Regions from separate parts of the Homo sapiens genome. Here region 1 is linked to region 2. Evidence: chromatin contacts called from ENCODE Hi-C or POLR2A ChIA-PET data. All regions are on one chromosome and are shown on one strand. The core of a region is the stretch at or near the end of the contact, and the rest is flanking DNA. Distances in the headings are between cores, read along the strand shown.

Region 1 (3,029 bases), core at 378-2,877, 47 kb before region 2:
GTGTGAGCACCCTTGAAGATAGGGCCACGTTTCAAGTTTGAGGCACAGATCCTGGCTCCGCGTTGATGCTTGATTACATTTCCTGACTGGACCATGGAGGAATCTGGCCTCTCATTCCTGGGGATGGGAAAGTGCCCTTCGGATCTTCCGAGGAGTCTGAGAAGCAAAGGCAAAAGCTGGTTTCTCACCATATTCTTTTCTTGCCGTGTCAGCGTTTGCAGCTGTGGCTTTTATGGCCACGCCAGGAGGGGCCTCGTGAGGCTGGCAGAGGCCCTGGTGCCGTGGCCAGCCCCATGCTGTTAAGCAAAGCATGGCCTGTCCACGCTTTGGTGCCTGCACACCGTCCGTCCCGTGGATCTCGGCTCGTGGTGTACCGAGCTGACCCTGTCTTCGGATTCCATTGCCACTTGACTGTGGAGGTGGTGACTCTGACAGTTCTTCAGCTCAATGACCATTTGTTGTGCAAAAGTGACCCCCGGGATCCTCCACTCATCCTGAGGATGACAAAGCATGTTTTAAATAACCACTGCCAAATCAACTCAACACAATAGGGCAACCAAGACACAGCAAACAAGTCATAAAACAATTTAGCAAGGAGGCCAGCAGGAAAATTAATGTCAGTGGCTGTCTGTTCTGAACGTCTCGCACCGCTCCATGCTTCAGAGAAGGGAGAAAGCAGAACATCACAGTTCGCCAATCCAAGGCAGCCTGGTAGGACCTGCCATTCCGTGACCCCTAACCAATGGATATATTCATTACACCGAAGACTGGAAGGAACCACAAAATGGGATACATATTTAAGGAACTATGCACACAACTGGGTTTATTTTTCTTATCTGATTTTTTTTGTTTCTGGTGCAACATGAGTACTGTTGAATACTTGGCAGCTGGCTTTCCATACTTGAGTTGTTTGTCATTTCTGGGGCTGCTGATGCTGTTATGATTTCCCTTTCGGGAGGAATTTACAGGCACATGTTGACCCAGCTGAATGGGAACAGGGAGCAACAGGGAGTTTATGAACAGGGACCATCACCTCCTGGAGAGCGCGCATTCTTTTTCTGGAGGACGCACCAGCACAAGCTGCTCGCCATGCTGTCAGGCCGGCCATCGAATGCGCTGCTGCTCCAGCCTCCAACACGCAGATCCTCTCCCCTCCTGGCCTTGAAATAAACCTGCCTTTCTTTTCAATAATATCTGGGAGTTGTAGTCGGAGCGCTGTGCTTTATTGTTGGAATACCAGGGACGTTGGCTTTCGGTAGCAACAGTTGCTAGGCAAGGTGCGATTGCCTTGAGAACCCAGCAGAGAGAGGACGGAGGTGAACGGCAAAAGGGTCAGGTGGGAGACAGGCAGATGAGGCTGGCGCAGGGGCTGGGGTGAAGTGTGTGAGGGAGCCCCTGGCCGCTGCTCACCTGCCCTGCCACTGTGTTCTCCTCTCAGCAGCCTGTCTTTCCAACATCCACTCCTGCCTCCTCTCTCCCAAGACCCAGTCCATCTCATTCCCACACAGCCACTCATGGACTCATTTGCTACCTTTTTCAGATGTCTCCAACCTGCCATGGGCTGGGGGTACAGAGAGAAATTGGTGATGGGGTCTGCCTCCCGTGGGAGAGGCAGATACCACAGTCGCAAACCCACTGTGTGCCTGGCGCCCTTGCGGTCATCCCAGATTTTTGCCCACATCCCTCTGTTCCACCCAGAGGCCACCTGCATGCAGGCATGGTGGATGGTTGCTGTGTGCAGTGATGGCCTCCTGGGACCTCTTGCTGGCCACGGAGTTAACCAGGAGGGACCATCAACCTCGGAAGGTTAGGAGCTGTTGGGACAGTTCCGAGCTACATTCCAGGCAGTCTCAGGGATGAGTTCCTGTGTCCCACAGTTGAATGTGCTCCAGGATGAGTCTGTGATTGTCCTTCTTGCCCTCCCTGTCTTGTTCTCCCACATCCTTATGGGCTTCCCGGGCCATCCCCTAAGTATGCGACTTGCAGGTTTGCTTTTGCACAAACCGAGGCAGCAAGTATGCCAGGAAGCTGCCGTGAGCGTGGGGGCAGGCAGCCTGCCTTGCCTGGAGAAGGCGGCTGGCAGAGCCTCTGCAGAGGGTGTGTTTGGTTTGTTTCTAGAAGGGTAATCTCTCCAGGGTGAGAAGGGTGTCCTCCAGGCAGGAAAGAGTGTGGTTTTCAGGAAAACAAGGGTAGGTACATAGGGCAGGGCTCCGTTGGGGCAACACTGGAGAGGCTGGCCAGGGCAGTCAGTGAGGGGCCTGGGCTCCTACATGGAGCCTTTGGAACTCTTTTTTGCTGAAGGTGGGGATCCTTGTGGGTTTACCAGTAAGAGAGGCCCAAGCAGATTGGAGTTTGGGCAAGATTCCCGAGGCAGCAGGCGTGGGGTGCCGGGAAGGCAGGCTGGAGGCCTGGGAGGAGGAGCCGAGCCAGGGGAGGGCAGGTGAGCAAGGAAAGGGACCAGGGAGGAGCGAGAGTGCCAGCAGCTCTTAGAGACCAGGGCACAGGTGGCAGCCACCCAGGTGTCCATGGAGTAATGGACAAACAACCAGAGGATTCTACTTTAAACTGGAAGGAAACCCTGACACGCGCTACAGTACCAGTGAACCTTGAGGCCATTGTGCTGAATGAAATCACCTCTACCCAAAAGGGCTCATTCTGCAGGACTCCACTCTAGACACCCTGAGCAGTCAAATTCATAGACAGAAAGCAGGATGGTGGTGGCCAGGAGCTGGGGGAGGGGAGAAGGGGGGGTTTCTATTGAATGGGGGCTCTGGAGATGGGTGGTGGGGATGGTTGCACAATGGTGTGAATGTACTTGATGCCACTGGAGTATACATGAAAACATGGTTAAAATGGTAAATGTCATGTTTTATAGATGATACCTAAATAGTAATAATTCTAAAAATACTTAGTGGCTGAGTGTGGGGGGGTTAGGGAGAAAGAGAGGAAAGGAGAAGGCAGCACCCCCTCGGAGAAGTCAGACACACAGGCCCAGAGCCCAGCACCCAAGCCCGAGTCCTGGCTTCCTG
Region 2 (3,200 bases), core at 146-2,645:
TGGGCAGGAACAGTCTTGGAGCACCGTGTGGACCTAGTCACAGACAAGCCCGGCTCACGTCATGCCTCATTCTGCTTATCTGTGATGGCTGACCTCCTCAAGGCCAGCAAGGTATCAGGACTTACAAGTTCCCAACAGCTTTGCAGGCTCTGGAGGACAGCAGAAAGGTCACCGTCCACAAGCAGGCGCTGCCACCATGGAGAGGGGTAAGCGACATATGCCTGGGTGGTTCAGGAGCACCACGCTTAGTCCAGCCCCACCACCCTACAGAGGAGGAAAACATGCTGAGGAGACTTTCAGGGACTTGTTTATGCCCCAGTTAATGATCTTCTCCACTTGGTATCCCCCGGTACAAGGTTTCCAGAAATGTCATCCTTCTGATGGGATGTGGGAACCCCCAGGTCCCGATTGCTCAAGGTTTGTCAAAGATTTCCAGGCCCACGCTGAAGACGGCAGAGGGACAGTGTTACTCGTGGTTAAACGTCTGGTCAGCACCTTCTTTGCCATTAGAAATGTCATCTCCAACTCCCACGAATGTTGCTTCACCGTTAACTGGGGTGACGTCGGGCGGCTGCCTCTGCTCTGCTCTGGGGTCAGGATTTCATTTCTGCTTTTTTCACAGGTGTAAGTCTGGGCTGTTAACAGGCACAGCCCAGGAACCCAAGGACATCTGTTGGCACCACGGCTGCCTGCACACAGGGTGCAGACTTCAGATGCCGTGTCCTTCCCCATCCGCTCCTGCGACCCAGCCACGAAGCCTGGCCGGCTCTATTCCCTGAGCCTCTGGGTGACTTGTGACCCTAATCCACCTCTTTGGGGAGGTTTATTAATTACTGTACTGGAGGCAGCTCCGTGCCAAGAAGTTCAAAGCATCTTCCAACCTTGACCCATTAATCCCTTTAGCATCCCAGGGAGATCGGAAGGCACTGGCTGAGTCCTGTGATTCCCATCGCCTGCCATTGCATACATGGTGGGGGATGGAGGGGGAACTTGAGCAAGGAGAGCTTGGCCTGCATGTCCTCCGTGAGTCAATAGCAGGCCTGGAAAAGAAGTTGAGTTTCCCGACTGAGGCCAAGAGCCTCACTGCCAGCACAGGCTTCCTTCCTTACAAAACAGTTGTCATCCACGCCTCTCAAGATGTACCCGTCCCTCAACACCCCATCCCCCAGCACGGGCCGCCTCAGTATCTTAGTGCCAGCAGCACTACCGCTGTTTACATTGAGCTCTGGAGAGTGGCGTTTTATCATCAGGAGCAGCCAAACACGGCCCTCTCCCTTCTCTGAGTATCCTCTGCAGAAAACACCCTCCCCCACAAAAGGGTTTGGTCTTGGAGCAGAGGCCACATCCGTCACCTGTTCAGGGAGCACCACAGCTGTGCGGTCCCCGAGGGGGCTACCTACCAGGGCAGGGCGGCTCCCCGGGGTGCTCGGGGGACCCCCAGCCAGAGGCAGCTGGATAAGGAAGAAACAAGATGTTCTTTCTCCTGCCTGTATTTGCCTTGTACTCTTCAGATTCGACATTGTTTTTAATTTTCAGCCTAATTTTAGTCCAAGAACTTGGTGAGGCTGGAGAAGAGTCTTAAAGCCTTTTTTTTTTTTTTTTTTTTTTGTAAACAAGTGTACTTTTCTGGCCAGATGTTTCTTTTTTCCTGGTCTTACGGGGCTGCGCCATTGAACTGGCCGGCTGAAACTGAATAAATCTTTGTTTTACGGCTTCTTTGGTCCTTTACAACTAAGAGCCTCAGGAAGGAATCAGATCTTTTAATCCTCCTGGTCTTAGCCTGGAATGACCTCGCAAATGCACCATTAGCTAAGAAATCTTAGAAATATGTTTGTGGTTGACCTGAAAGCACATTAGCAAAGTCCCAGGCCCTAACACTGGGATGGTTAATCACCCCTGGGATGGAATGACCAGGCAGAGCCTGTCCCAGCAGGGTGCCACAAAGAGTTGAAAACATTTCTTTCTCATGAGCGGTATGTCTTGCACGATCAGGTGCTTCTTAGCAGTGACCAAGACAACAGTTACCTTCGTCTCCGGCTGGATATCCTGTTTAAAATCCGACCCTGCGTTTAAACGTGTGCAGAACGGGTCCTCAGTGCACCCTCCTGAGGTTGCTCGGACGGGTTCCTCCAGGAAGTGTGCTGGGGTGTGGGCTGACACAGCACTAAGTCGCAGCTTGAGGTACAGTGAGATGTTTTCATGGTTTAGGGAAAGCAGGCTGATTCCAGCTATTTTCACTTCTGAAAGGGCCCTGGCAGAAGGACAGGCTTGTAAAATCTGCTGTGAGTGATACAGCTGCGGCCAACCGTGGAGCCCTCCAAGTGCTGGGGAGAGCAGGCAAGGAACCGGGCCTGGTTCTTGGACAGGTTTTCATGTCCTAGGAGGAAGAACAGTTATTGCTTAATCTTGAAAATTGGGCTTTAGACCCTCAGTGTCACAGCTGACCACAGGGCTGGCCAGGTTACAGATGGGGCAGGGCCCTGCTGCTCCTCCTGATCCCTCTGCCTGAGGGGCCTCCCTCCATGGCCCCAACCCTACCCCACTGCTGCAGCGTCCCATGCTCCGATGTCTTAGAACTTTGAGCGGAACGTCCCATCTCTTGTTCTCTTCTCTGCGGAACTGTCTTTTCCTGGCCCCCTCGAATGGGCTTGGGGCCATTGCCTTCTCTGTCATCCTTCCCTTTCCCTCCTCATTCACTGCCTTCTTCCCTCTCACGTCTAATCAGTCTTCGAACTGTGTCAGTTCTACTTCTGTGACGTCTCATCACCATCCCTGCTCAAGTCTCCGTTACCTGGGCCACGTCCACAGCCTCCTAACGGCTCGTTTCTGCCTCTGATCTCTCTGAACTGCCTCTGCCTGCATGTGCTGCTGCTGACTCTTCCCAAGCTCAGCCCTGGCCGTGGCATGCTGCGTTCTTCCAGGAATCCCTGTTCCACTGGTGTCCAGTCCCTCTGTCTACCCTCACAGGCTCAGGCCCTTCACCATGAAGCCCCGACTCACCTTTCTGGGCAAGAAGTCTGCACCTTCTGACCACTCTGGATAGAGGCTCTTGCTGCTCCTGTATCTTTCTTTGCCTACTTGATTTCTCCTACCTGCATGGAGCCCCCTGCCACTCCCAACCCAGTTGAATGTCCAGAGGCCTTGCCGTTAGCTACCAAGAGGAGGAGTTACCAGACCCAGATAGAAGAAAGTGTGGGAGG

What was found. Hi-C counts contacts between places; a loop is a spot of excess contacts on that map. ChIA-PET counts read pairs that join two places held with the same protein, here RNA polymerase II (POLR2A). Pooled maps may share reads with other maps.
Region 1: a map of spleen shows a loop between it and region 2 (4-fold over the local background). The contact joins the promoter of LINC00524 here to the enhancer-like site in region 2. A Hi-C loop is called at or near these places in 6 of 168 maps with a recorded cell type or tissue (astrocyte of the cerebellum, mesothelial cell of epicardium, posterior vena cava and 3 more) and 3 of 50 pooled maps. POLR2A ChIA-PET finds 5 or more read pairs at or near these places in 4 of 52 experiments (BJ, OCI-LY7, activated CD8-positive, alpha-beta T cell and 1 more).

Annotation. Positions count from the first base shown.
Region 1 is chr14:101,406,520-101,409,548 of GRCh38, reverse strand. It overlaps LINC00524 (long intergenic non-protein coding RNA 524), which reads left to right and starts at 1,627. Exons shown (of 2, transcript NR_126006.1): 1 at 1,627-1,806. RefSeq lists enhancers at 1-561, 562-1,285, 1,286-2,007.
Region 2 is chr14:101,358,631-101,361,830 of GRCh38, reverse strand. All of the region lies in intron 2 of LOC107984697 (a long non-coding RNA gene), which reads left to right. Among named protein-coding and RNA genes, the nearest start is that of LINC00524, 48 kb to the left of the region's middle. Within about 2 kb of position 1,395, at least 18 of the 41 ENCODE cell types and tissues checked have a DNase peak (open chromatin) inside an H3K27ac peak, as active enhancers do; they include OCI-LY7 and prostate gland, where a contact is called at or near this core.